7 separate regions of the Mus musculus genome follow, and regions 2, 3, 4, 5, 6 and 7 are each linked to region 1. A link is a loop called in an ENCODE intact Hi-C map of the cell type or tissue named here. Cell type or tissue: heart. All regions are shown on one strand. Region 1 overlaps Zfp426 (zinc finger protein 426). Region 2 overlaps Pin1 (protein (peptidyl-prolyl cis/trans isomerase) NIMA-interacting 1). Region 3 overlaps Gm39300 (a long non-coding RNA gene). Region 4 holds the start of Zfp846 (zinc finger protein 846). Region 5 holds the start of Olfm2 (olfactomedin 2). Region 6 holds the start of Fbxl12 (F-box and leucine-rich repeat protein 12). Region 7 has its middle 24 kb from the start of Zfp266.

Evidence for each region. Peaks named below come from ENCODE experiments on the same cell type or tissue, not always from the same donor. Only the 100,000 strongest peaks of a DNase experiment are listed, where the experiment ranks them.
Region 2: it touches region 1 in a loop (4-fold over the local background); 19 of 42 quality-filtered maps call a loop at or near these places.
Region 3: a loop joins it to region 1, with 3 times the contacts of the local background. A loop is called at or near these places in 8 of 42 quality-filtered maps.
Region 4: it touches region 1 in a loop (8-fold over the local background); 12 of 42 quality-filtered maps call a loop at or near these places.
Region 5: a loop joins it to region 1, with 5 times the contacts of the local background. A loop is called at or near these places in 12 of 42 quality-filtered maps.
Region 6: it touches region 1 in a loop (4-fold over the local background); 20 of 42 quality-filtered maps call a loop at or near these places.
Region 7: a loop joins it to region 1, with 8 times the contacts of the local background. A loop is called at or near these places in 16 of 42 quality-filtered maps.

Annotation. Positions count from the first base shown.
Region 1 is chr9:20,464,830-20,468,829 of GRCm38, forward strand. Zfp426 (zinc finger protein 426) reads right to left here. Exons shown (of 9, transcript NM_001110309.1): 9 at 3,720-4,000. Among named protein-coding and RNA genes, the nearest start is that of Zfp26, 6.7 kb to the left of the region's middle. In heart, a CTCF peak has its summit at 2,349 (motif pointing right); no DNase peak of the experiment used is centred here; H3K27me3 peaks cover 479 bases.
Region 2 is chr9:20,652,511-20,656,510 of GRCm38, forward strand. It overlaps Pin1 (protein (peptidyl-prolyl cis/trans isomerase) NIMA-interacting 1), which reads left to right. Exons shown (of 4, transcript NM_023371.4): 2 at 2,852-3,070. Among named protein-coding and RNA genes, the nearest start is that of Pin1, 2.4 kb to the left of the region's middle. In heart, a CTCF peak has its summit at 1,550 (motif pointing right); no DNase peak of the experiment used is centred here; H3K4me3 peaks cover 1,379 bases; H3K27ac peaks cover 366 bases.
Region 3 is chr9:20,829,677-20,833,676 of GRCm38, forward strand. Gm39300 (a long non-coding RNA gene) reads right to left here. Exons shown (of 2, transcript XR_870563.3): 2 at 3,769-4,000. Among named protein-coding and RNA genes, the nearest start is that of Rdh8, 13 kb to the left of the region's middle. In heart, CTCF peaks have their summits at 1,521 (motif pointing left) and 1,724; a DNase peak (open chromatin) is centred at 1,405; H3K4me3 peaks cover 303 bases; H3K27ac peaks cover 283 bases; H3K27me3 peaks cover 2,934 bases.
Region 4 is chr9:20,579,543-20,583,542 of GRCm38, forward strand. It overlaps Zfp846 (zinc finger protein 846), which reads left to right and starts at 1,786. Exons shown (of 6, transcript NM_172919.2): 1 at 1,786-2,136. It overlaps Gm51704 (a long non-coding RNA gene), which reads right to left. Exons shown (of 2, transcript XR_003948290.1): 2 at 808-4,000. In heart, a CTCF peak has its summit at 1,987; a DNase peak (open chromatin) is centred at 1,859; H3K4me3 peaks cover 1,677 bases; H3K27ac peaks cover 1,155 bases; H3K27me3 peaks cover 932 bases.
Region 5 is chr9:20,726,057-20,730,056 of GRCm38, forward strand. It overlaps Olfm2 (olfactomedin 2), which reads right to left and starts at 947. Exons shown (of 6, transcript NM_001357635.1): 1 at 590-947. The coding sequence starts at 724. Gm39299 (a long non-coding RNA gene) reads left to right here and starts at 1,593. Exons shown (of 4, transcript XR_003948292.1): 1 at 1,593-2,134. In heart, a CTCF peak has its summit at 1,840 (motif pointing left); DNase peaks (open chromatin) are centred at 995 and 1,595; H3K4me3 peaks cover 2,173 bases; H3K27ac peaks cover 829 bases; H3K27me3 peaks cover 3,731 bases.
Region 6 is chr9:20,641,309-20,645,308 of GRCm38, forward strand. It overlaps Fbxl12 (F-box and leucine-rich repeat protein 12), which reads right to left and starts at 1,498. Exons shown (of 3, transcript NM_013911.3): 1 at 896-1,498; 2 at 716-788. The coding sequence starts at 981. Ubl5 (ubiquitin-like 5) reads left to right here and starts at 2,028. Exons shown (of 5, transcript NM_025401.4): 1 at 2,028-3,585; 2 at 3,885-3,951. The coding sequence starts at 3,896. In heart, a CTCF peak has its summit at 2,010; DNase peaks (open chromatin) are centred at 923, 1,363, 1,973 and 3,583; H3K4me3 peaks cover 4,000 bases; H3K27ac peaks cover 3,974 bases.
Region 7 is chr9:20,542,984-20,546,983 of GRCm38, forward strand. No RefSeq gene overlaps it. Among named protein-coding and RNA genes, the nearest start is that of Zfp266, 24 kb to the left of the region's middle. In heart, CTCF peaks have their summits at 1,746 and 2,479 (motif pointing left); a DNase peak (open chromatin) is centred at 1,648; H3K4me3 peaks cover 2,036 bases; H3K27ac peaks cover 1,865 bases; H3K27me3 peaks cover 332 bases.

The DNA.
Region 1 (4,000 bases):
CCAATCTCTCTCTCTCTCTCTCAAGAGCAAGTTCCAGGACAGCCAAAGCTTTACAGAGAATCAATCTCTCTCTCAATCTCTCTCTCTCTCTCTCTCTCTCTCTCTCTCTCTCTCTCTCTCTCTCACACACACACACACACACATACTCTCTCTCTCTCTCTCACACACACACACACACACACACACACACACACACACACACACATATAATCTCTGAATTTTGGGATCCTGTAAAATAAACATGTTCCATACTTCCCAGTTCACCTAGGACTCGCTCTTGATCCTCTGGGCTCCAAAAGGCTTAGGCAGCTCCACTTTCCAGCTCTGCCATCCATAGCACACCCAACTTGTAGAATAGATCCGACCTGAGCCTACCAACTTGCCACAATCCTGTCCCCTCCATTGGTTGGGGTCTCCTGCAACTGAGGCTGTACCTTTACCAATGACCTTTCTTCAGGGACTCTGACTCTGCCATGCAACGTAAGGCTGGGTTACTCTCCAAGACCCCTTCCATCCTGTAGCTTTTCTGTCACCCAAGCCATTATCACACTGGAAACTCTTACACATTACAAAGTTCAGCTGCCAGCTTGAGATGCAGTCTCAGATTTTACCTCAATGATGCCGGTGTCCTTAGTCACTTAGCTGAGCTTTGAGCTCCAGCTAATCTATAATTGCCAGTGGTGCTGGTCTCTTGTTAATGAGTGCAGGTCTTCAGCCCCAGTTGACTAGAAAGAACAGATTCTCTATTCAAACTATAACACAAACAGCCCCATAATTTCTGCTTTCCTCTGAACTTTCACAAGCCAGCTTCCACCATCTGCACCTCTCTCAACATTCCTATCTCCCAATCTCCCATAACAACTCAGTACCTCAGAGAATCAATGGCCTTTTCAAGCCCAAAGCTCCAAAATCTTTCCACTATCCTCCCCCAAACCAACAAAGTTAGGTAGATCACTGCAACACTCACAATCCTAGTCTCAGCTTCTGTTTTAGTTTGGTTTGCTGTTGCTATGGGGAGCACAGTGACCCAAAGCCACTTGGGTGGAAGTTTGTTTGGTTTACATATCTGTTCCATTTTGTTTTGTTTTGTTTTGTTTTGAAAGCAGGGTTTCTATATGTAGCCCTGGCTGTCCTGGAACTCTCCCTGTAGACAGGATGACCTTGAACTCAGAAATCCACCTGCCTCAGCCTCCTGAGTGCACCACCACCACTCATCTTAATAACAGCTCATCAATGAGGGGAGTCAGGGCAGGAACTCAAAAAAGGAAAGAAACTTGGACTCAGAAACTAAGCAAGAGGCCACAGAAAAATGCTGCATACGGGCTTGCCCAGTTTGCTTTCTTATACCATCCAGAATCAACTATCCAGAGGTGGCAGCACCTACAGTGACCTGGGCCTTCCATTATCAGTCATTAATCAAGAAAATGCCCCCAAAGCCTTGCCTACAGGTCAATCTGATGAGGACAATTCCTCAGTTGAGACTTCCTTTTCATTGGTGACTTTAGATTATATCACATTGACAAACATTAGCCAGCATACTATGCAGCTCAATGATTTGTTGTGTATTTTTTTTTATGTTATACTGTATTCTCACCATATGGCCTAAGACCATCATGCATTGCAAAAGTACTGATATGGCCAGGTATCCCCAAGAATTTATACAGAAAAAAATAGAATACCACTAATACTAAAGATGGGCTAGAGGGTGATTCAGTGGATAGGAAATATCATGCATAAGTCTGAAACATGAGTTTGGGTCCCTAGCATCCACATAAAAACTGGGAATGGTCCTGTGTACCTGTAACCCCAGCAATGGTAGGATAAGGAAATCAGGAGGATTGGTAAGGTTTGCTGACTTAGCCTAAAAACAGCAAGCTCCAAGTTCAGTGAGAGAACCCTGTCTCAAGATAAGGAAGAATGTGATAGAAGTCCTCCTCTGGCTTTTGAATGTGCTTATAGGTGTGTTTAACCACACACACATTTGTGCGCGCACACACACACACACACACACTAAAGGAGAAAATGATAAGATATTTAGGAAAATCTGAACTTATGTAAAATCTATACCTCAGGGCTAGATTTGATTCCTGGAACCTACATGGTAAAAGGAGAGGGCCAACCCCTCCTTCCCCAGAGTTATCTTCTGACCTCCATACAAGCGCTATGTCATGTGCAAGCCCCCAACAAATACATGTAAGATTAAAACTCTACACTTCGTATCATATTCAACAGTAAACTACAAATTGATCAGGAATCTTAAGGTTAAAAACAAAAAACAAAAAACAAAAACAAAAACAAACTATGGTATGCAGTGCGGTCAAGTGATTCTTCATCAGATGAAAGAAAATATGTGACCACAAGGTGGCGGTAGCACACAAGCATACTTTGGGCAGCATATAAAGTTGAACAGATGCCACCTTAGACTAAACAGGCTTCCTCAACCTTGGTAACCATTGTGCATAAATGGGAGGAATAGAGCCCCCAGCAGAGAAGGCAGTCAGGGAGGTGGTTTGCATGACTATCTAAATGATGCTACTTGGCCATTTATCCAGGATGAGTCAGATAACTAACTGGGCTCTTCACAGCCACAGGGGTTATCCGATCCATGGCTAGCAGATCTGGGGCACAATTCCAAGGAATGTAAAAAGCATGATGAAAAGATGTTTGCTTGAGCTTTGAAACAATCACTATTGTCTATACTCATCCTATCAACATTGAAGTACATATATATCTGTGACTTCCAGCTCTCAGTATTTTGGGTTTATAGGAAAGAAGGTATCATTGTCTCATAATAATAAAGCTTAGTAACAGGGGAACTACCATAAAGCTCTCCAAATCTGCTACACCATTTTACTACCAGTAACAAAATGTCCTTACCTTTTCTATTTCTTAGTTTCATTTTGTATTGCCTGGGGGTGGACACACAGGTGAAGGTCAGAGACATTCTGCTAGGGTTTGTTGTTTCCTGCCATGTGAGCTCCAGGGATCAAACTCAGGTAGGTCAACATCCTTGATAGCCAGTGTCTTTACCCACTGAGCAATCTTGCCAGCTCCTTTTATTTATTTGCTTATCTATCTGCTGTTGATTATAGCCATCATCAGTGTGGTAAAATGATACCTCATCTTTACTTTGCAGGGAATCTACTCCCACACACAAGCTAAATACATACAATACAGCCCTCCTACCCTGGTTTGGATCTATCTTCCCTGGTTAGTGACTTGACCACCTTTTACTATAGTTGCTGTTCATTTGTATCCTTGGTGAAATCCAAGACCTTTTATATTGCTGTTCAAGACCTGTTTATATTGTTGGATTGTTACTCTTGCATGCAGAAGCTATATGAGGGGATATGTGTGTCTCAGGCTGGCCTCAAACTTTTTAACTTTTATAATTTGGTATAAAAAGCCATCAAGATGGAATTTGCTACACAGATCTGCCTGCCTCTTCCTCACAAGTGTTGGTATTAAAGGTATGTGACACCATGCTTGGCCCACTTCTACCTTAATTTTAATTCAATAGATTACAGTATTTTTCAATATTTTCTTTTGTGTGATCAATGGTGGTACAGGTAATGTCAATTGATTCTGTTTTTCTGTATCTGGGTTCTTTGGTTCTATTGCTATTATAATAGTTGGTTTTCTCCTCTCTGAATAGTACCAGGGGTGACCTCTAAAAAGGCTTCTCACTAAGAAGAACTTCAAATAAAACTAGAAGAGATCCAACCACATATGTAAATCACAGCTTAGAAACACAAGCAGATCAATAGCAAGTTCCAGGACAGACAGAAAGACGGGGCTACATTGAGAAACCTTATCTTAAAACAAATAAACAACAAAATAAAACCACAAAACAAAAACAAGGCAACAAGACTCCTCCAAAAGGTCACTCCTTTTCAATTACTGACTTCAAAAATAATAGAATGGTTGAGAATGCAGGACAAATAACTTTAAAATCTAGGCTTTTTTTCTCACGTGTGTGTGCATAAGCCAATATGCCAGT
Region 2 (4,000 bases), 190 kb after region 1:
CCGCAGCATCCGAGACACGTGCCTGCTCATCCCACCCCCCAACCCCCATCGGGACCCTGCGGCAGTGATGGCTTCTAACCAGGCCAGTTCGTCTCTGGGTCAAGCATGGTACCAAGCTCTTTGAAAGACTTTAAGTTCTTTCATAAGTCCACGTCGGTGTGGTCTCACGTTCTCCCACTCTCTCTCTCTCTCCCTCTCCCCCCTACCCTCCTCTCTTCTCTCCTCTCCTCTCTCTTCCTCTTCCCCTATCCCCACCCCCACCTCCATATCTCCCTCCCTCTTTTTCCTTGGCTTATTCTCTCCCTCCTCCTCCTCCTCCTCCTCCTCCTCCTCCTCCTCCTCCTCCTCCTCTCTGTAGCTACCCTCTTTCAAAAGAAGACTTGCTCTCATTTTTGAGGTGAGAGAAACTGAGGCCAGGACACGGAAAGAACTCATCTGATAATGCACTTCAGTTACTAGGAATGCCCTGGATTGCAATGATTTTTAATTTTATTTTTATTTTTACTTCTTTTGATCCCAAGCATAGCCTTCCTCGGTGTCAGTGGCAACGCCTAGAGTAGCCTACAAGGACCTCAGGTAGAGCTAGGGTCTCTGCAGCCTACAGAGCTCTCTCAGAATTCTTAGTTATTAAGCATCAGGGTTCTGGACACTGCTTATGGCTCTCTCTGAATTAACCCAGCTAGGTTTAATGTCATTCACTTTCCCCATTTTGTCGAGGGTGGATGTGGAAAGGTATTAGACAGAGCCTCATAAAGACAGGTTACTCTTGAATTCTTGGTCCCCTGCTTCAGCTCCCCCAAGTGCTGAAATTACAGGCATGCACCACTTTGCCCAATGTATTTATTGAGGCAGTCTTTATTAGTAAGACTATACTTAGTGTGTGTGCATGTGGAGAGCAGACAATAACTTGCAAGAGTTTTTTTCCTTCTACCATGCGTAACTCATATCCTCAGGCTTGGCTGCAGGCACTTACCCATTGAACCATTTTCTTTCTTTCCTTTTTAAGGCTGTGTGTGTGTGTGTGTGTGTGTGAGAGAGAGAGAGAGAGAGAGATAGCCTTGAACCTCTGGTGTCTACCGGGATTACATGACACAGATTAATTAGCTGAGGTAAAGTCTTACTGTGTAGCCCAAGCCGGCTTCCAGCTCATGGTCCTTCTGTTTCGCCTCTCAGCACTGGGACTAAAGTTCTCTGCCTTTATGCCCGGCTCTGATGACCTTATCCTCTGGCCCGGCTCTGCAGATGAGAAAGCTGAGGTTCACCGAGATGGCCTGTTGGGAAGGTTTTAGTTGGATTTAGCTCCTGTCCAGCTGTCCAGGCTGCTCTATTCCTAGTGTGGGGTTGTGACTTCTAGCGGAAACTTGTTTCTAGCTGGGTGTGGTGGCACACAGCTGTATTTCCAGCACTTACACAGAAGCAGGAGGTCTAGCTCATGGCTATCCTGGGCTACATAAACTTTTTTTTTTTTTTTAATACATGTATGGGCATTAGACTTGCATGTGTATTCCATATGCATGCAATACCCACAGAGAAGCCTGAAGAGGGTGCTAGACACCCTAGGACTAGAATTACAGGCAGTTGTGAGCCTCTAGGTGGGCACTGGAAATTGAACCCCAGTCCGATAGAAGCAGCTGGTGAAGCCTCCTGTAGTAAAACTCTTTTATACACACACACACACCTCTACCCCTGCCCGTCTGCCTAGCTATGGACCAGTCCCAATTCTTGCCATTTGTTCTCAGTAGAACTATGAAAGCCGCCCTTTCATGGGTAACACTCAGCCCTTCTCTGCTGCTAGATCAGCTGTGTAACCCAGAATGACTCTCAGCCCTTGGAGTGACCCAGAATCTACTGGGTCCTTCCTTCAGCTTCTGCCATACCCCTCCCCTCTCCTCTTCTTTTCTCTTTCACTTTTTGGAGGCAGTCTTGCAAACTTACCTTTACTGGCTTCAAACTGCAGACATCCATCCCCCTGCCTCAGCCTCCCTAATGCTAAGCATACAGGTATGCTTCACTAAGCCAGACTTTTCCTTCAGGTGTTTCCTTTGCCATCTCCTTTATGCTCTTCACTGTCACTCAGGTGACAGCAGGTCCCAAGTAATGCTGCTTCCTTGCTCTCTGACTTAGGCCACCAGTGCAGGGGTTGAGAATACAGCTTTGGGTTTCTATCTCTGTTTATGCACAAGACACAAACACTGCTGCTGTAGCAGAGATGGAGGAGGTGGTGCCTAGGGTTTGTTTGGAATGGAGCACTGGGTAAGAACAGTTACACTTTTTATCTTCTGGTGATATGTGATCCTGGGACTTGAATCTAGAACCTCACAAGTGCCAAGCAAGCACTGAACCAGTGAGCTAGAACCTCAGCCCATACTGTTTGTTGTACATGTTTGGAATTGGGTCCCTTGTAGCCAAGGCTATTCTCAAACTATAACTGAGGATGCTTTTGAGAATCTGATTGTATTTATTTTGTAAGGTGGCACTATGCCATGGTATATATGTGGAGGTCAGAGGACATCTCGAAGCTGATGGGTTCTCTCCTTCCACTGGGCAACTTCCTGGAGATCAAACTCAGGTTGTCAGACTTGGCAAGTTCCCTTACCTGCAGAGCCATCTAGAAGGCCTGGAAGCTGTTTTATCTGATTTACTGATTGAGTGTCTGTCTGGTACCACCTAAAGCATTAGCACAGCCCTACAGGTCCCGATGGGGACAGCATCCTCCCCAGCCTTTAGCATGGGGTAGAACAGGAAATGGATCTGCTAAAGGAGGCACCTCCGGAGCCAGTCGTTATCCTGGCTTTGAGATGGAGGCCTCCTTGGCCCAGCCCCTGCTGAAGTAGGTGCTGCTCTCCCCCAGGCCGGGTGTACTACTTCAATCACATCACCAACGCCAGCCAGTGGGAGCGGCCCAGCGGCGGCAGCACTGTTGGAGGCAGCAGCAAGAATGGCCAGGGTGAGCCTGCCAAGGTGCGCTGCTCACATCTGCTGGTGAAGCACAGCCAGTCTCGGAGGCCCTCATCCTGGCGGCAGGAAAAGATCACCAGGAGCAAGGAGGAGGCCCTGGAGCTCATCAATGGTGAGTAGGGGAGGGAGCGGGGCTTGTTGGAGGTCCTCTCTCAACTGGGTCAGGGGCTACCTCAGTTTCTTTTCCTGTTCCTGTGACAAAATACTCTGACAAGGGCCAGCAAGAGGGTTCAGCAGGCAAAGGCACTTGCTGCTAAAGCTGAGGGCCCAAGTTCCATTCCGGGATACATGTGGAGAGAGCCCACTCCTGGGAGTTTTCTGTCACCCCCAAGAGCACCACAGCATGTGTGCTTCCCTGCCCCAAGAAATAAGTAGTTTTAAAATGAGGTTGGTTGATTGGTTGGTTTTTTGTTTGTTTTAACTGCTAAGGAGCAGTTTAATAGAGAAAGGTTTGTTTGGGCTCATGTCACAGTTCCAGGTCACGATTCAGCACAGCAGGAAAGTCACAGTGAAGGAGCAGGTCATAGCACAGCATTGTCAGGGACAAAGAGCAGCACACCTGTGCTAGGGCCCTATTGGCCCTCTCTAGTTTTTAGAAGAGAATCCCCCAGTAGCCCACCTTCCAGGTTATTCTAGATTCTTTCAAGTGGACAATAAACATTGCTCTTCACAGGGGCCTTGTAGAAGTCCCACCAGACCCTCCACCCAGTCTGGTCAACAGTCACTTCTGGAGAAATATTGTACTATAGTAGGGTTGTAGCGCAGTTGCTAGCATGCTCACCTGACTTACAGGGAGCCTTGACTTTCGCCTCTAGTACCCTGTGAGCCTGGCATGGTCGTGCAAACCTGTAATCTCTGCATGGAGATAGAGACAGAGAGGATCAGAGGTTCAGGCTGGGGCTGGGAAGACGGCTCAGTGGGCAAAGGTACTTGCCACTAAACTTAAGGGCCTGAATTCAGTTCCTAGGACCTACATTGTGGAAGAAGAGAACCTACTCACTCAAGCTATATTCTGATCCCAATGAAAACACTGTGGTACATA
Region 3 (4,000 bases), 360 kb after region 1:
CCTTTTTATGGTTACAAGGCCTGTGCATGTTGCCCAGGTTAGCCTTGACTTCCTAGGTTCAGGGATTCTCCTGCCTTAGCCTTCCCAAATAGTTGGGCCCACAAGCACTTGTGCCACCTTGCCTGCTGATGACTTTATGATCTCAGCCTAAATGCTGCTTCCTCCAAGAGGCCTTCCTTGACTACCCAGGCACAGTAAGCTGGTAGGCCTTTCCTGTCCCTGCTGCTTCATCTTTCACAACTGTCCTGGGCTATCAGGTTGGAAGCTCGGTTCAAATGCAGTGAGAATCTCTGTCATGCCCAGAACGACAAAAACAGACAGACAAGGCCAGCTTCTGAACTCTCTCTCCTAACAGGCTCCTCGGGAGTGTCCTCACTGTCCAGACTCCCAGAGGAGGCAGGGAGATACACAGTGTCCAGAGAGGTGAGGAAGTCAGGCCTCAGGGAAATTAAAGGCCGTAATTAGAAGCACTCTGGGGACTGGGTACATACCTGCTAATCCAGCTGTGGGAACTGAGGCAGGAGAATTGTAGGTTTGAAGCTAGCCTGGGTTCTACAGTGAGTTTAAGGCCAGCTTACGCCACAAGATACAAACTGGGCTGCAGAAATGGCTCAGAAAGCACTTGCTGAAATCCTGAAGACCAGGGTTCAGATTCCAGAACCCACCCCCACGTGATGCCGGATGCAGTAGTAGAAGCAACTGCGATTCCTAGTCCTTGGGAGAGATGGAAGTCAGATTCGAGAACAAGAGACTCAGTCTGAAACAAGCTGGAAGGTGTGGTCCCGCACCATGGGTAACGCTCTGACCTTCACAGGCAAGCCAAGGCCCTTATGCATGTGCAGGCATGCGCAGACACGCGGAAATCTTTAAAAATGAAGCAGATGCAGGGCCCATAACTGTACACCCAGTGCTCAGGAAGTAGAGGCAGGAGAATCAGAGGTTCAGGATCATCCTCGGCTAACATAAACAGAAGCCAACCTAGGGTATGTGATGTCCTTAGAACAACGGGGCTGGAGCTGGGAATGACTACTTTGGTGCCCTTTAGTTGAGGCACTCTTGATGGGGTCCACTTGAACAGAAACAGCGCCTTTCTGGGGAGCCTCAGTTCCTCTTCCGTAAACTCAGAGTTGCTAGGGAAGACTTTGCTGCTCTGTGCTGGACCCACTAGGTGTCTAATCAATTGTCAGCCCTTGCCAGTTACATGGACATTGGTAATGGACATGAAGCCTGCCTAGCCTTTTCCCGGGAAGCCCTGGGCTGAATGCCCTGGAGGCAGTGGGAGGCTCCAGGCCACTCATCTCTGCTCAGATAAGTCCCTGCAAGTCCACTCCTCCCGCCCGTGCCTCTGAGCTTCAAATCCCCAGGTCCCAGGGAGGGGAAGGCGAGTCGGATGGCAGCCGCAGCAGCAGCAGCTGCTCCGGGATGGAGGCCAACAGCCGCCTCGCTCCGCCAGCAACATTCCTGCGGGACCTGAGAGCGAGGAGCCCTGCCAGTCACCAGCTCCTAGCGCCCCCTGGTGGCCACGTATGAGCTAGGGGAATTTGACCATTTATAAGTCTGCAGAGCTCTGCCTGTCCTGCCAACCTTGAAGAGGCTGAGGCTGGAGGACCACTGCGAGTTTCAGGACAGCCTGCTCTAAATTGTGATACCTTCTTTTGAAAATCAAAGCACCAGCGAGTTGGTTGTAGGGCCTGTGGCTCAGTTAGTAGGCAGATTGCATAGAAGGCTGGGAGTTCAGGGATCCATGCCCAGCACCACGTAAACTGAGTCTGTTTTTCCACTTTTGATCAGGTAAAGGCAGGGGGGTCAGGAGTTCAAAGTCATCCTAAGATACATAGTGAGTTTGAGGGCTACAGAAGACCCTGCTTCAAAACACAAACTAGGGTTGATGAGGCGGCCAAGGGGGTGAGAGCAGCTGCTGGCCAGCCGGAGGACCTGGGTTTGATCTCTGGATCCAGATGCTGGAAGGAAAGACAACTCCTGCACGCTGTCCTCTGGCCCTCCCAGGAATGTGGTACATGTGCGCACACACATACACACAGAGACACACATCTTTAACGTGTATTTTAGAAACAACAATTCTATACCAGCCCACATCCTGGATTTCAAATTAGCCCAGGGGAGCCTACATCTTCGCCCCACTAGTCTCCTGATGTACTGTGGTACTGGGGAGGGTTTTTGTTTGTTTGTTTTGATTAGTTTGTCAACTTTTGACAAGCTTGAGTCATCTAGGAAGAAGAACCAGCAATTGGAGAGTTGCCTCCATCAGACTGGCCTGGGATCAAGTCTGTGAGGCATCTTCTTGGTTAATGATGATGTGAGAAGGCCCAGCCCATTGAGGGCAGTGCCATCCCTGGGCAGGTGGTCCTGGAGGTATAAGAAAGCCATAGACAGCTGGGCGTGGTAGTGCACGCCTTTAATCCCAGCACTCGGGAGGCAGAGTCAGGCGGATTTCTGAGTTCGAGGCCAGCCTGATCTACAAAGTGAGTTCCAGGACAGCCAGGGCTATACAGAAAAACCCTGTCTCAAAGAAAGAAAGAAAGAAAGAAAGAAAGAAAGAAAGAAAGAAAGAAAGAAAGAAAGAAAGAAGGAAGGAAGGAAGGAAGGAAGGAAGGAAGGAAAGAAAGAAAGAAAGAAAGAAAGAAAGAAAGAAAGAAAGAAAGAAAGAAAGAAAGAAAGAAAGAAAGCAAGCAAGCCATGGACATCAAGCCAGCAAGCAGAGTTTCTCCTCTTCATCAATTACTGCCTACAGGTTCCTGCTTTGAGTTCCTGCCCTGGGTTCCCATCTGAATGGACTGTACACTGTAAGGCTAAGTAGCCCTTTCCTCCCAATGTTGCTTTTGGTCCTGGCACTTATCACAGCAACAGAAAACAAACTAGGACACCTACCTACCTTGACTCCATGAATTCCTACCTCAACCCAGGTTCTGGAGCTCGGTCCCATCATTAAGCATACTGTGTGGCCCTGTTTGAGGTGTTCAGCCTCTCTGTGCCTTGTTTCTTACAAACACAGTTTATGGCAAGTATTTCCTCCACTCTGGGCAAACTGAGTGTGTAATGCTGTTCCAATTCACTAAGTTGCTTGAACAACTCAAAGAAAGAGGGTGCCATGTCTGTGGCAGAAATACCTGTGTCACAGGATCCTTTATTTCTGCCCTGTTCAGTGCTGTCTAATAACTTGAAACTGGGTGTCTTGCTTACCTTTCTATTGCTGTGGTAAGACAGTGACTGAGGCAATGAATAGAAGTAAGAGTTTGTTAGGAGCTCACAGTTTCAATCCATGACCATCATGGTGGGGAGCATGGAACAGGCATGTAACAGGTGAGAGGTGGCAGGCAGGCAGACAGGCAGGCAGGCAGGCAGGCAGGGAGGGAGCTAGGCAGATGAGCAGGGAGGCAGGGAGAGAGGCAGGGAGGCAGGGCAGGCAAGGAAGCAGGGAGGCAGGGATGGAGGCAGGGAGGGAGGGAGGGGGAGGGAAGCAGGGAGAAAGGGATGGAGGGAAGGAGGGAGGCAGGGAGGCAAAAGCAGCCAAGCATGATGCTGGAGCAGTAGCTGAGAGCTTACACCTGATCTACAAACACAAGGCACAGAGCAAAGTGGGAATGGTATGGTCTTTGAAACCTCCAAGCCCACCTCATAAACACAGCTCTTCCAACAAAGCCATACCCTTAATCCTTCCTAAGAGTTCCACCAAGCATCACCAGCCAAGCATTCAAATATATGAGCTTTGGTGGGGCATATGATTTTTCATTCAAATACCACAGGAACTTAAGAACAGAGGGTTTAATTTAGCTCAAGAGTGTGAGCTACAGTCAGTCATGGCAGAGCTGTGGCCGCAGGAGCACGAGGTCGCGCTGCATCCACAGCCAGGAGGAGATGGAGATGGATGCTGGTGCCGCAGGAGCACGAGGTCACGCTGCATCCACAGCCAGGAGGAGATGGAGATGGATGCTGGTGCTCATTTTGTCTCCTCTTTCGTTCATTCCAGGACCCCAGCTCA
Region 4 (4,000 bases), 110 kb after region 1:
AGAGAGAGGAGCACCCCCAAACTTATTCTATGAAACCAGTATCACTCTAATATCAAAACCAGATAAAGACAACAACAAAAAGACTCAGCTACAGAACATAGATCCCAAAAATGCTCTTTAAAATTCTATTGCAAATAGAATACAAACATACATTTAAAAGATTACGAAAGGATCTAGAGAGATTGCTCAACAACTATGAGCATTTGCTGCTCTTGTAGCGGACCCAGGTTCAATTCCCAGCACATGCTGATTCACAGCCATCTGTAAGTCCAGTTCCAGGGTATCTGATGCCCTCTCTGACCTCCATGTCCACAAAGCATACACGTGGTGCACAGACATATATGCCGGCAAAACACATATAAAATAAAATGAATAAATCTAATAAAAACTCTAAAAAACATTTTTAAAAAGAGTATACATCTGAGTAAATTGGCTTTATCCCTGAAATGCAGGGATGATCTAAAAAACACGTCAATAAAGGTAATAAGTCACATAAATGGACTAACAGACAAAAACCACATGATCATCTCAATAGCTGCAAAAGACGCCTTTGACAAAGGCCTTTGAAAAAACAGTCTTGAGTACCCTTGGAGCCATTTCTTGCCCTGTGTGTGACCTAACATCTTTGTGACTATTAGGTCTATAATACAGCAGTAGTCTCTGCTAAACAAAAGGCTACAATTGCATCTGATGCCTATAGCAGAGATTTTCTTTTTCTGCAACAGACCTACTTGAGTTTCTACCAACACATCTGGAGTGTTGTGCTTATAGTGTGGTATCCACCAGAAAAGACTGCTCAGACATGAGTTTAAGCCAGTAAAAAGTCTTTATTAGCCAGGTCTTTATTACACTGGATGTTCCGGATCCCAGTGCAGCACTGAGCCTTTCTCAGGGTGAGCTTTTAAACACAAAAACCATATCCTGGCGACATGTTTCAGTTAACGAGAACATATAGCCAGAAGGAGAACTACAGAAGCCAAACAGCAAGGTTTGTACATTTAAAGACTTTCCCAGAACTACAGACTTAGATGGATTAGGTCTTTGTTTTCATTTTGGCTAGTGGTTCTGTCTACATGCTGAGTTTTGTGGCTGAGTTTTCTACCATGAAGTCAATTGTGTTAAGGTCTGGGAACATGTCATATGCTTTAGTATTTTCTTTGTTACTGCAATAACCTCATGAAACAGCATATTTGCATATGGAACTTGAAGTGCTAATCTGTATTCCTGCGCCAAAGTCACTTATTTTGGCTCGAGAATATTCTCTCTCTCTCTCTCTCTCTCTCTCTCTCTCTCTCTCTCTCTCTCAGTCTCTCTCTCTCTCTCTCTCTGTGTGTGTGTGTGTGTGTGTGTGTGTGTGTGTGTGTGTGTGTGTGTGTGTGAGACATAGTCTCAATTTTCAGACTAGCCTTGAACGCAGAAATCTGCCTGCCTCTGCCTCCTGAATGCTGGGACTAAAGGCACAGCGGCACCAAGCCTAGGCTAAGACTAAAACAAGAATGGGGAGGGAGGAAGAGGGGAGGAAAGGAGGGAAGAATGGGAGAGAGGGAGGAAGGGAAGAATGGGAGGGAAGAAGGAAAGAAAAGAGATGGGGATTAGATTAGATAAGAATTAGATCAGGCTTGGTGGGCGACTGTGTGCTGCCATGTGGGTACTGGGAATCCAGCCTGGGTCCTTCTCCAGCTCCTAGAATTTTATCTCTATCCAAGGTGGCTGGGACCCAAATCTCCCGGGCTTCACGCCAGGACGGAAGCGGAAGTGACGCCTGCAAAGGCCCGACTCTTTTCTAGTGATGGCTGCGTCCTGTAGTTCTCAGTGTCTTCACCTCCGGTTCATCTTTACGTCTAGGAAGTCGCCGAGGCAAGGATGGGGGGTGACGGCGGCCGTGGAGGGTCAGTTTAAGGCGTGGCTGTGTGTGCAGCTCGCCGAGGGGCGGTCCCCGTAGGCCCGAAGCCTAGGACGGGCGGGTCTCACGGGCACCCCGCCTCCCTCTGGCGAATGCTCTCCAAGCTTCCATCTGCTCGCTCGCCCTCTGCAGAAGCCGCCTTCCAGATTCCTCTTCCAGCACAGAAGCCCGCCACGGGCCATCTCTCTGCAGCCGCCGCCTCCACTGCACAGCCCAGCGATTGTGGAGCTCGGGTGAGCGCCCCAGGCTGTGATTTGTTCCTTGCAGAGTGTGGCTTTGTCTTTGGCATCGTCTGATTAATTCTGCCACATGACATTCGGGTAGAAAAAGTATTCGTAGGTATCTAGGACTAAACATTTCTATTTGGAGGTCAATCTTTATTATTTGGCTTTTCCAGAACTCGCTAGGTAGACCAGGCTGACCTAAACTCCTGGAGATCCGCCTGCCTCTGCTGGCATTAAAGGCTTTTGCCACCGCCTGCTAAATGTTTATTTCCTTAATCTTAACCTTTTTTCATTTTCCATGCCTTTCCTTCCTCACTCTCTCCATTTCCTTTCTCTTTCTTCACCTCTCCTCCTCTTGACTTTACTGCTAGTAGAACTGCTCATTCAGTGAGCTACTAACCCTTGCCCTGAACATTTTATACATAAAGTACAGATACTGTGTGATTATGGCTTTCTACTGGTGAGAATGGGAGTACCCTGTTCTCTTTATTTGAAGTTTCCAGGCCTGTACATCCCTATAGAGTTTAAAAAAAAAAAAAAAAAAAAAAAAAAGAAAAGAAAAAGAAAAAAGAAAGAAAGAAAAAGAAAAAAAAGTGGGAATTACCCTGGCTCAGCTCAGAGATCAGTTCCCATGGGTTGGTCTTACTTTCCACCATCTGGGCGCTGGAGATCAGGCTCTCTGGCTTGGCCTTTACTCGCTGGTTCATCTCCATGGCCTCTGTTTTTTGTTTGTTTGTTTTTTGTTTTTGTTTTTTTAGAGACAGTGTTTCTCTGTATAGCCCTGGCTGTCCTGGAACTCACTTTGTAGACCAGGCTGGCCTCAAACTCAGAAATCTGCCTGCCTCCGCCTCCGCCTCCGCCTCCGCCTCCGCCTCCGCCTCCGCCTCCGCCTCCGCCTCCGCCTCCGCCTCCGCCTCCCAAGTGCTGGGATTAAAAGCGTGCGTCACCACGCCCGGCTCCATGGCCTCTGTTTGTTCTCTGAAGTAGGGTCTCAGGTAGCCCAGGCTATCATACACCTTGCTATGTAATTGAGGCTGACTCTGAACTCCTAATTCCCCAGCCTTTACCTCCCAGGAGTTGGAATTTCTGGTGTCTAGCATCATGCCTGGTTCTATAGGTAACTTTTGAAGAGTCTCAAGTTCTTTAAGAAAGTCATGTTTTGCTATTTCTGAGTGAAATCAAACGTTATATTTAAAAATTAGTGTGTTCCCCTTCCCACTTACTCCCACATACTTAGAGTAGCTCCAAAGGAGAGGTTTGAAAGCTGCAGTAAGGATTGATAATAAGTAACATAGGCTTCGGGGCCACAGGGTCTAGAATTACTCAGTTCTACTTAGTAACTTTGTCCATGGTTATGCTGTGATGTTCTGGTCATGAGTGGCAGCTGTTTCTCGGAAGCAGGATAGTTATCTTAGTAAGAGGGCATAGTGCCTTGAGTGGGCTGTGTAGCTCAGCGGTTGTGGACTCATTGGCATTATGAGGCGCTCCAGTGGTAGAACACAAAAGGCTTCGGTTTGCTACAAAGTACCAAGAAGGCTAAGCCATTGCCTGGCTCTTGGATATCTTTGCATCTGCTGAGTGAGTCCAAGTGCTTGAAAACTTTGTATTATATGGTTTAAATTTTTTATTTACTGTTTCTGTATAGACATGTATGGTGGGTGTGGCTGTGGAGGTGGATCAGGTTCCTGGGTTTCTGTGACAGGCTCCCTTGCTTTCTGAGCTCCCTGCTACTGTAGTTGTAACTCTTTCTGGCCTGCGCTTGACTGTAGTGCAGTCGATGGCCCTGGAGATGGCTGTGTAGACTTGTTAATGCACATTCAAATCTTAAAAATGATGCACTCAAAATTCAAATATCTGTTCAGCGTGATGTCCC
Region 5 (4,000 bases), 260 kb after region 1:
CAGGTGCAGGGGAAAGAGAGAGCCAGGCAGAAAAAGAAAAAGAAAAAAGACACACTAAGTCAGAAAGAAAGACGGAAATAGAAGGGAGGGGGGAGAGACGCAGGGAAGGGGAGGGAGAACAGTACTCAGTGACACTTAGACAGAGTCCCACAGGCTGAAGACATATGGAGACTTCGAGATGTCCCCTAATCACTCCAACATAGAAGAACACCCTCTTGGCTCCCCCAAACCGCCCAGCTCCGCCCCACTCTGCCGGGATCTGGTTCAATTCCGCAGCCCTGCCGCCTCCGCCTGGGGCTGGAGCCAGCTTGGTACCCCAGTGGCACTAGCAGGTCCCCTCAGAGAGGACTCTAGCCCAGCAAATGCAATCATCAAACCCAGAGCTATGCCGGGCGCGGGGCTCCCTTGTGCCTCGGGGTCCAGCCCGGGACCCCCAAGAGACCACGTCCCCTCGAGATGACATTCCCGCCTGAACCCGAGATTCTGTCACTTTGGGGCTGTGAGGGTCCCTTTCCCAGGAGCTGCCGTGGGGTCTGCGGGCACCACGCCCCCCCAAGCCGGAGCGCCCCCCAGCCGGCTGGCCACTCACGATTTTCTCCGAAGAGCCCGCACGGGACACGGTGCTGTTGAGTCCCACGAGCGAGGGCAGCGTCTGCGACATCCAGTTAGTGACCATGGCCATGGTGCTCAGCACCGCCCCGATCTTGAGCAGCGGCACCGACATCGCGCCCCTCGCCTCATGCCCCGCGCCACCACCCCAAAAAAGCAGGTGTTCAGTCCCTTTTGCTCGGCACTCAAGCTGTCGCTTACCCACCCCAGTGGGGTGGAGGGGTGGGGGATCCCGATGGCGAGATGACCAGGTCCAAGGGGGCGGTGGCCGGTGGGATGGGGTGACACTGGGGACGCGCTCGGCTGCGGCTCCGCGCGCCTCGCGGGCTCAGCTTTATAAGGCGCCGGCTCGGCCACCCCCTCCCGCGCCACCGCCGGGCACTTCCAGCCGCCGTGACGTCACGGCTCCGGCCCTAGAGCCAGCAGGGCTGGGGGGAGAATGGGAGTGCACCCACTCCGACCCCCACTTCCCCGCAGAGCCTCTGGCGGACCTTCTCCCACCTGCAGAAGTGGGGACATCCCCTGCCAGCAACACCCTCGCCACCTCCCCCCATCCCCGCCGCCGCGGCATCCCCGGCCCCGCCCCCCCAGCCAAATCCTCCATCCTCGCTCGAGTCCCCTCGGTAGCTTAGTGGTGATCCCAGGGCTCCCCAGCACGCAACACCCCCTCTCCAAAACCCCTACGTTTCAGGGCGAAAAAATCCAGCCCACACCTTCCACCCAAAACTGACAGGGGGTGGAGGTCGGGTGTCTCCACCCACCTGATCGGTCGGGTGCAGAGCCCGGTCCCGAGCCCGCAACGCACAGAGAGCAGTGCGGGACGGACTTCGGTGCTCTCCCGAGCTCCGAGACTCTTTTCTCCTGGCTTTCCTGGTCCCCAGATCATTCTGAAGGGGATCCCTCTGTGGATTCCAGACCAGGAAAGCCCAGGGTGGCCGGTACAGACTCTGGAGTGTGGGTGACCTGGGAAGCGAGATGCTTTCCCCTGCGCATCCGAGGGCGGCGGTGCCACCCGGGACTGTCGTGAACCCAGACAGTTCTTTTTGCAGACAGGTCCCAACGCACGGTTTGACTCACAACTTGAACTTGGGGTGGGAGGCGGGGAACTAAGACCTCGGGTCTCCTCCAGCCCCCAGGGACCTGCACTGGGCTGGTGCCCTGGTGAGGGAGGCTGGAAAACGCAGCAGGCGGCAGGGCCGGGCGAGGAGCACCCGCGCGGTCGCCTCTCTTCGGTTTCGCACTCTCGCCCCCTCCTGGCGTCCCCGCATCACCTCCCGCCGCCGCCGCCGCCGCCGTCGCCCTCGGCCGGCGGCCGCCGCCGTCTGGAGGCGGCGATGACTCAGGCCTTTACCTCGCTGGCCGCTTACGGAGCCGGAAGCTCCCAACCTCGAAGTGCTGGGGGTCCTGAACTGTCTGAACTCCACTGAGAAGCAGGTTCAGCCCCTACCTGACCTCCAGCAATAGTTGTTCCGGTCTGTCTCAGTTTCCTCATCTGTAAAGTGGTTCTGGGGGCCTGATGGGTCAGGTATGTGTAAGAAGCCAGAGGTAGCCTGCCGCTCAACTCAAGAACACCGCGTTATGGAGACAGACAGGACTTGAGGAAGGGCTGGGGAGGTCTGGGGGTGGGGGGAAGCAATGGCTGAGTGTGTAAAAGTGCTTACCACAGAGCCTGGTAACCTGAGCTGGATCTCTGAAGAGGAAAGTGTCCCCCAAAGTGTCCTCTGACCTCCACTTGAAGGCTGTGGCCATACGGCCACCCATCCCACCACGTTAGCACTTTAAATAAGTGTAAAAAGAAATTTGAGTGACATAGGAAACAAAAGAAGGAAAGTACAAATAGGTATCAGAAGGGGGTGGGTGGAGACTAAGGAAGAGTAGATTGTGCAAGACCTGTGTGCCTGAGTGAGGAGGCCAGAGGTATACATGGACTGTCTTCCTCGGTGCCCCTCTCTGCCTTGTTTTATTAGTTAATTGATTTTATTTAGTCTTTTTAGTAAGTTAGTTTTGAGACACAGTCTCTCTGTGTAGCTCTGGCTCAGACTAAAGGCATGGGCTACCAAACCCGCCTGCACCTAAATTTTTGACAAGGTCTCTCACTGTACTTGGGGCTCCCTGATTTGGCTAAGCTGGTCAGACCGGCCCCAGAGAGCCTGTCTCAGCCTCCCCTGAAATGCAGTGCAGGCATGCCACATCTGATTTCTGGGTTAGATATTGGGGAATCTGAACTCATACTTGGATGGCATGCGTCCATCCTTCTGAGTCATGTCTCCAGGTATGCCTATCTGACATCAGCCTCTAAGATCACTGGGCTATCTGGGCCTCCACAATGGTGGCCTTTCTCACCTCCTCACCTCGGGTGCTAGGAGACAGGCCTAGCTCACACAGCCAGACTTCTGTAAGGACTGGGAGCACTTACAAGGAACCCCTTTCTCCTTCCTCCATGCCTCTCAAATTCTTCTCACCAAAGATGGCACTAGCCTCCTTGGGCTGGCAAGATTGCCCAGTAGATAAAGCTAAAAGCCTGAAATCCTGAGTTTGATCAACAGGGCACATATGATGGAAGGAGAGACCCCACTGCCTTCCGTTAGCACCGAATCTCCGCATGCTTGCCACAGTGTGCTCGTGCGTGTGTGCACGCTTGCACACACACACACACACACACACACACACACACACAAAATGTGGTTGAATAACTTTCTAGTCTCCACACTCATTCCCTTCTCGAAACACCTTATTATTTCCTAGTTCTGCCCCTGCCTCTCTGCCTTTCCATCGTAAATATCTAGATCTTTCCACCTGCCCTTCTCTCAGTTTCTGCACATTTAGTTGTCTCATCCCTTTTCCTGTCTCAGGACCTTTGCATCTGTTGTCCCTGGAAGCTGACAAACATTTTATCACAGGAATCCAGGCAGCCTGCTTGCATCCTTCACTTAAGTCTCTGTCCTCTGGGGGGAAGCGACGTGCCCTGTCTTCCAGAAAACTGCATTTCCTTGGCCCTTTGCCCACTGGCTTCTTGTTAAGCCTAAGCGTTGGGAAGGAACAGACAGACAAAGGAGGAGTGGGGCTTCCCTTTCTTTCCGCTTGGGGTGGGACTGGGGCTTTTTTTTTCTTTTTCTATTTTTATAATTATATTTACTGACTGACTGGCTGACTTACGCTTGTGGCGGGGCTCAGAAGTCAGAGAACAACTTGTGGGAGTTTCTTCTCTCTTCTACAGTGTGGGTCCTAGACACGTGCAGAAGCCAGAGGAGAGCACCAGCTCTCCCTTCTGACTTTCCACATATTCCTTTGCTTCCCTGACTCAACCCTGGGTGATAGGGGCATGCATATGCATATGTGTGTCTGCATGTGGGGGAAGGTATGTGACTCAGGGGAGCACCTCCCCATCTCA
Region 6 (4,000 bases), 180 kb after region 1:
GCCTGGCCTACAAGCATTATTTTTAATCCCCATATCTTAGATGAGAAACTGAGGTCTGAGCATTGAAGGGGAGGTAAAGGCTGGCACTAGGACAGGCAGAAAAATTCCAAGCACGAACTCACTTAAATACCAAACCAGCAGAGTATGGTGGTGCATACCCTTAGTCCCAGCACTGGAGAAGCAGAATTCCAGGTCAGCCAGGGCTACAGAGAAATTTTTCCTCGAGAAAACAAACAAACAAACAAACAAACAAAACCCAAACACTTCCTGGGCCTTCTCCTACAGCTGTAACTTCAGCACTCAGGAGGTTGTTGCAGGGGGTGGTTAGTTGGAAACCAGTACGTGACTCAGAGGTGTTCCTTCCTAGCATTCAAGAAACCTAAATTGCATTCCCAGTAGCACAGGAACCACACATGGGGCCCACGCTGCTAATCCCAATATTTAGAAGGTCGAGGTAGGTATCAAGCTCAGCCTCGGCTTCATAGGAAGCTGAAGTCAGCCTGGCCTAGAGGCCCTGTCTCAAAACAACCCCCTCAGCCCCCCAAGAAGCAACACCAACGAAAATCCAGAAAAATAAAAGCCTCAAGAAACTATCAAAAATAAATAAATAAAACAAACAGCAAACAAACACTAGAAAGCAAAATAAAGCAACCCCCACCCCCATGTCCCAGGGCAGGGGGTGGCTCTCCCCGCACCGCTCCCGGGTCCCGCATACCGTGTAGAGCGTCAGGTCGACGTGTCGCCATAGCCACCGGTCATCCACTAGCCTCTTCCAGCGGTGACAGACCCTGGAGGAGTGGACCGGCCGTTAGAACGACCCCGGCCCGCTAGGACCGGATCCGCATCTCCTGCCGAGCCCATGCCCGGCTCTTTCCCCCGAGGAGCGGGGCGGCACCTGGAGATGCGGATCCGGTCCCGGACAGGGAGGTAAGAGAAGATCTCCAAGAGCACCAAGTCTGGGAGGTCAAACAGAGTCGCCATGGTCCAGCTGTCGCACGCTTCCGTTTCCGGTGGCGGCGAGGCCGCGTTCCCTGGACAGCGCTGGGGTGGTCGGACTGGCCAAACCGGCGCGACTTTCAGAGGCCCGCCGAGAATCCCTACTTTTCTAGGAAAGTGCCCGAGGCCCCGGGACTGGACAGGCGCGGGCTGACGACCGTTTAGAGGTCAAGACTAGAGACTGACTAGGCCTGACTGGCTTGGCTAGCGGATGGAACTGGAAATAGGAAAACCTGGATGTGGCTTGGGAGAGGAGGGGGCACGAGGCGTGGCCAGGGCCAAGAGGAAGACGAACAGCAAACCCAGAAGGCTGGAGGTGACGAGTGCCTCGGGGGCGTGGCCATAAGGTGGAGCTAAGTATAAGCAGCAAACCCAAAAGGGGTCCGCAGACAACCCAGAAGGCGTGACTCTAGGAAAACCTGGATGTGGCTTGGTGGAGGAGGGGGCACGAGGCGTGGCCAGGGCCAAGAGGAAGGCTAACAGCAAATCCAGAAGGCTGAAGGTGAAGAATGCCTCGGGGGCGTGGCCATGAGGTGGAGCTAAGTATAAGCAGCAAACCCAAATGGGGTCAGCAGACAACCCAGAAGGCGTGACTCTGGCGAGGAGGGGGCTCAGGGCGTAGTCATAGCCGGGAGACGTGGCGAGCAGAGGCAGGTAGACCCCACGCAAGCTGGGATGAAGAAAGCAACACGCCTAGAAAGCGTGGCTCCGACGGGCGGGGAGTGGTCCTGAGGCGTGGCCAAGGGGCCCAGGGGCCAGGAGGCCCGGGGGCCCGGGGGCCCGGGGGCCTGGAGGCCAGTCAGAGGAAAAGCAGCAAACTCCCAAAGTGGGACTCTGGGAGAGAGGATAAAAGACAGAGACGAAGGGCAGCAGGCGTTGCAAACAAGGCCAAAGTACTAGCATTTGAAAAAGCGCCGCCGAGTGGAAGGGTGTGGCCAGCGGCAGAGGAGCTGATTGGAGGCCGTCCACAACAATGGGAAGGCGTGGCTTCAGTAGGAAGAGACAAGGGGCGCGTCTAGAGCTAAGCGACTAGTGGCGTGCGGAGGTTTGGCTTGTGCTGGAAAAGGCTTAGGGTTACTGCCAAGGCAGAGATCAGCCTGCGACCAGACCGTATGTATACCCAGGAGGCATGACTTGAGCAGGGAAAAGTTAACAGAGCAACAAACCCAGAAACCATGACTTGTGTGGGAAGGGGCTCAAGGACTAGGGATCCTAATTGCGCCTGAAGACTAAACTTGTAAAACCTAGCTTAGGCGGAACAAGGTCCGATATAGGGGATGGAATCAAGTTTGGAATGGCTGGGCGACAAAGGGACAGGCTGGGAGACTTATGACTGGAAGAATGGATAAGAGCAGCGACGGGGGCCCTAAAAGCATCGCTGGAGACAGAAACAAGAGCTAAACCAGGAACTGGGTGTGCAGCTCAGTGGGAGAGCCTTTGGCTGGTAAGCATGCTTAGCAGGCCCTAGGTTCGACCTCCAACACTAAAACAAATACCAAAACAAAACAAGAAAAACAAACCCCACCACTTTTCTTGTATGTATGCCAAGAGACTTAAAGCCTGAGAAGTTTTTTTTCGAGACGGAAACGAATCCGGTAAAGCCTGAGAAGTCTTTTCAGGACGGAAACGAGGCATTGGGGAGACTGGAACATATCTAAGCACTAAAGACACAGAACAGGACTTCATTCGAAACTGAAAGGTGTGACTGGGATGGGAGTGAGGGGCCAGCAGGACGGCCAAGCCAGGGAGGCGTGGCCACAGCCGCAATAGAAAGCAAGAATAATGCCTTTTGCTGCCTACGCATAAGGATTAAATTTTGTATAAGTCGTATTAGGTAAGCACAAGGCGCTGGGTAAGACTTTTCTTTTTCTTGAGTCAATATATGCTTACCTTGCTAAGAATCCTGTCTGCTAAGAAGAAATCGCTCAATAGAGGCAAAACTGGTTGAATTTAAGAAGGGATTCCTCTCCCACCAGCTCTCGCGATTCTTTAATCTGGAACAAGATTAAAGAATCAAAGCAAAAGCTCTTTCCCCGTATGCTATTTCCAACATCTTCGCAGGCAGGACACGGACACGCGGAGTGGTACGCAACATGCATGGCCTCTCAACCAGGATCCGACTTAGTTTTCATCAACTGCAGCCTGCACCCCTGGAGTCTCTGAAACGGTCACTACGACCAGGGGCGGGGAAGCAAGCACAGGGTTTGAGGCTGAGCTTTGAATGAAAGCAGAAAGCCACAGGCCCTGCATGACTCCATTTCGGCACACCTGCAGCCGGGATTCCGCGGTAGGAGGATTGTCTGGCTTGGGAGTAGTCGAGCACCCCGCCGCTGAGATCCTTTAGGTTTCTTCCATGATGAAGGAATCTCCAACACCAGTTCCAACGTCCGCTGTAAATCCATTCTTAGCAAGTCCCAGCTCATCCACACTGCGCAACAGAATCGCAAATCCTAGCCCGGAACCCGGAAGCACCTAAGGGCCGGTGGTTCCGTTATATCACTTCCGCTTCCTGTTTGCAGGCTTAACTCCGGCCGGGGTTCCTCGCTCGAGCTACGAGTTGTGTCGTCGATAGGTTCGAGGATATTGGAGGTGAGAAGGCTAAAATGAGAGGCCCGAGATCACGGGAAGCTGCCAAGACTTGGGAACCTAGGGGTTGCGGGAGGCAAAGCCGGGTGAGTCTGGGGCCCGGACTGCCGCAGTTAAGGGGCGGAGTCGCGACTGTCTGTAGTCCGGGCAATTGAAACTGTAGACTGGGGCTGCAGGGGATTGCATCTGGTGTTAGGGGAACTGTGACCAGAGAGCTCAACCTAGGAAGGGGCTTTAGGAACCTGGGCGACCCCGAAAGGCCTGACTCTGTTGCTTTTCATCCCTCCCTCCACCTGGTGTAGCTCCAGCCACAATGATTGAGGTGGTTTGCAACGACCGTCTCGGAAAGAAAGTCCGCGTTAAGTGCAAGTATCCACCGAGGGGTGACTGGCAGTGGCTCTGGGGCAGATGGTGGTGT
Region 7 (4,000 bases), 78 kb after region 1:
ACTTTTTCCACAAGAACCTCTCTCTCCCTCTCTCTCTGACACAGGGTCTCATGAAGCCCAGTTTGGTCTCAAACTGCTATGTAGTAGAGGATGGCCTTGAACTCCTGAATCTGCCACCTCTGCCTCCAGAGCGCTAACATTACAGGCATGTATCTCCCATACTCAGCTCCCATTCCTCATTGATGATCTTGAATTTTATTCTTTAGACTATACACATGCTCAAATTACTGAAAATTTTGTTTTTCAAAATTAGTTCAAAAAAACAAAACACCCACAAGATGTCTCTGCTGCCAGCCGTTGGACCTGAGTTCTGTTCCTGGAGCCTATATGGTCAAATTGATTCCTGCAAGATGTCCTTACACACACACATACACACACACCGCATACGTTAAATGAATTTGTAATAGAAATTTAAGAAAGAGATCCTGTCTCAAAAATAAATTTGAAAGGGATTCTGCCCAAGCCATACCTGCAACGCTCCCGACTCCAAATGCCTACACTCAAGAAAACCAAAAAGCTGGGGGCCTGGACTACAATTTCAGACTCCCACTGTGCAACAAACAGAGCCCAGCCCCAGAGGAGTTAAAACAAAAAACAAAACAAAACAAACAAACCATACACTGCAACCGGTTGAGGTGTGTTTACAATTCTCCCTGCCCTGGAATTCAGCAAGTTGGCTAGGGTGGCTGGCCAGTAAGTCCCCGGGACTGATCTTTCCTCTCTATCCCAGCATTGGGGTTACAAATGTGCACCGGGCTTTTGGTTTTACATAGTTTCTAAGGATCGATCTCAGGCGCTCAGGTCCAAGGTGGCCCTGGGTTTGATCCACATCGCCAACTTTAAAAAAGGAGAGGGGGAGGAGTAGGAACAGGAGGAGAGGAAGAGGAGGAAGAAAAGGAAAAGGATACAGCAAGCAAGGAATAGATTTCTTAGTGGCACCCCTCCTCCATCACAGGAAGTCCCAGAGCTTTTAAAGTTGTGTTGTTGTATTATTGTTTTGTTTGTTCTCACTTGCTGTGCTGTGGTTAGAATCCAGGACTTCAAACGTGGTACACAGAGGCTCAACAAAAGAGCCACACCCTGGATACTAGGATTACAGCAGAGGCCAGTCCTGTTCTGCTTGCCAGTCTGATCTCAGTTTCTGCGCCCCTGTGCATTTAGCACAATTCTCATTACGTGACTCCTGACCAGTCTGCGTAGGTTGGACTGCTTTAGTGAAAAGCTAGACGGCAGACTCGCAGGCTTTTCTGAGCATCAGGTGGGGCAAGTCCCTACGTGAAACCCTGTTCTTCAGGTCTATCCCGCTGTGCACACCACGCACTCGACCCGGGCCCCACCTCCAGACCGAACTTGGACGTGTGGGCTCCCCTCTGGGTCGAAGACCCGCTCCAGAGTAGGATTCTGGTACTCAACCCCGGCTGTTGGGTTCCCAGACCCGGCCTCTGTGCGAGTAGTAGCGACCCCACTCTTGAGCTGAGAACCTTGGTCCCGCAGCCTGGGTAGCGGCTCGACCCCAAGAATAGGTAGCCCAGCCCCAGAGTACGAGGTCCCAACCCTGAGATAGAGGCCCCTCCCCCAGGAGGGATGCCCCGCCCCCAGGAAGGATGCCCCGCCCCCGCTGTTCCAGCCAGACAATAAAGTCGGCGCTCTAGGCGGGTGCGTGCTTGGCAGCCTCGTCGCGAAGCGCTTTGTACCGGCGGCCGCTGGGCCTGAGCTCTCGCGCCCCGCCTGAGGCTGCCCCGGAAGTGACACCATAATGCAGTCTTCTCTTCCGCCGCCATCCCCTTTTGTCAAAGAACAAATTGGTGAAGGCCCTGAGTTGGTCTTTCGTGGCTGGAGCGGTTTTAGTGGCTTGGAGGGTTTGCCTGGAGGAGGAGCCGGAGAAGCCAGCGCTCCTGGGTCGGCAGGAAGTATCCTGTCGGGACACAGCGTCCCCGGGGTGGCTTTTGCGGTATTTTTCTTTTGTAAACATTTTGAGACAACAGCTCACAATGTAGGCAAGGGTGGTCTCGAACTTCTATCCTCCTGGCGCAGTAACCCTGATGTTCTGGGATTACTAGGCGTAGCCTCCATGCCTGGCTCTGGTCTGTCTTCGTTTGTCTCGTCCCCTCTTCAAAATCCCCTAGAGAACTTTCTGATTTTTTTTTCCAGAAGAAAAAAAATTAACCTGACAGCATACGTTTAGTTGAGGCCCTTCTTAAGTGGCTGCAGGTGTCTGGCGATCCGATTTTAGGCAAGCGCTGGGTAGAAAGATAATTTCAGAGAGTCGGGCAACCCTTCTTTTTCTTTTTTTTTTTTTTTTTTTAAACCGAATCCTTGGTAGCCCAGGCTCATGATCCTCCTCTCTCAGCCTTAACCAGTGCTGATATTAAAGGCGAACGTCACCATACCTGCTGCATTGTGATTCTGAGGGCAGTCAGTCCACATTCAGTAGTAGGGAAACAATGACCATCAAACCAGCATAATACTGCCACCTTGGGGTAAGAATCAATGGAGAGAAGTAATTTTAAATGGATAATGGCCAGTTTGTTGTTTGAACATAACAGCAAGAGAGGGAAGCACTTAAGGATTTGTTATTCACACTGATTACAAAATATTGGGTATATTCGTTATTTTCTCCTTGCTCTGACAAAGTGAAAGAACCAACTTAAGGTAAGAAAGACCGGCTCACAGCATGAGAAGGGGTACAGTCGCCCAGCGATGGTGGCACAAGGCAGGCAGATCCTGAGTTTGAAGCCACCCTGGTCTACATAGTTTCAAGACAGCCAGGACTGTTACACACACACACAAAAAAACCCTGTTCATAATGTATACTTACCATATGACCCAGCAAATCTACTTCTAGGTATATATTCTCGTGAAGTGAAACCCCACACAATAATTACCATGGCACCATTATTCTTCTGTTAAAGATTTGCATGTTCAGTGTAGACTCTCTCCACTTCCTCTCAGCAGCAGGTTGCCCACAGTATACCTTTTCCACACCACTGTGACTACCTCAACTTGGTCTTCTTACAGACAGAATCTTGACAAGTATAATACATCGATGGCATCCTCTTTTAAAGTGTTGAACACTAAAGTCCTACGTGTGCGGGGCTGCTGGGACAGCTCAGCCTGAGTTAAACTCCTAGGACATGATGGGAGGATGGAATCAACGGCTTCAAATGATTCTCTCATCTCCACACATGGGAATCATACACAACATGTCCTCCCATTACCACCTCCAGAGACTCCATCATGGTAATGGCTTCAGTAGTCCCATGCTTCCTGGAGTTTGGGGTTCATATCTATTTATATACTCTTGATGGAAGAAACAGCACCCTCTTTTGAAACAGTGACACATGTATTCCAACCTGATTTCAAACTGTGTAGCCAAGGATGACCTTGTACTCATGATCTTCCTGCCTTGACCTCCTGAATGCCGGGATTATAGGCATGTATCACCAGTCTGGTTTTATGCAATGGGATGGAAGCCAGGGCCTACTGCATGCTAGCCAAGTACTCTACTAACTGGGCCAAATCCCCAGCTCTCATGCCTCTCAGCCTTTTACCATGAGCCTTAAAACTATAATTGCTGGCTACACACCAGAATGTCTAGGGCATAGAGTATCTCACAGACCCTGAGCCAGTGATCCTCCATACTCATCTGCTAATTATACTTTGTGTTAGGGCTTTGCTGTGGAAGGAAGAATACCTTGGTGGATTGGGGCCAAGGAATGTTGCAGAGATCACACCACACAACAGATCTCACTAATGGAGGGTGGTGTACAAAGGTTGCCTCTAATTAAGTGAGGAAGAAAAAGAGGGAGACAAAAACAGAGTGAGAAACAAAGCAGGCAGTGATGTCAGGGACCTTTAAAGGAGGACATGTATTCCATTTGGCTGCTGGTGATGACATGGCTCGCACAAAGTTGCCGAAGGCAGGCTGTGTGGGGGACCACTTGGTTCATAACACGTTGCTTATGAAAACCCCACCAAAATAGCTAGGGTGTTCCTATAA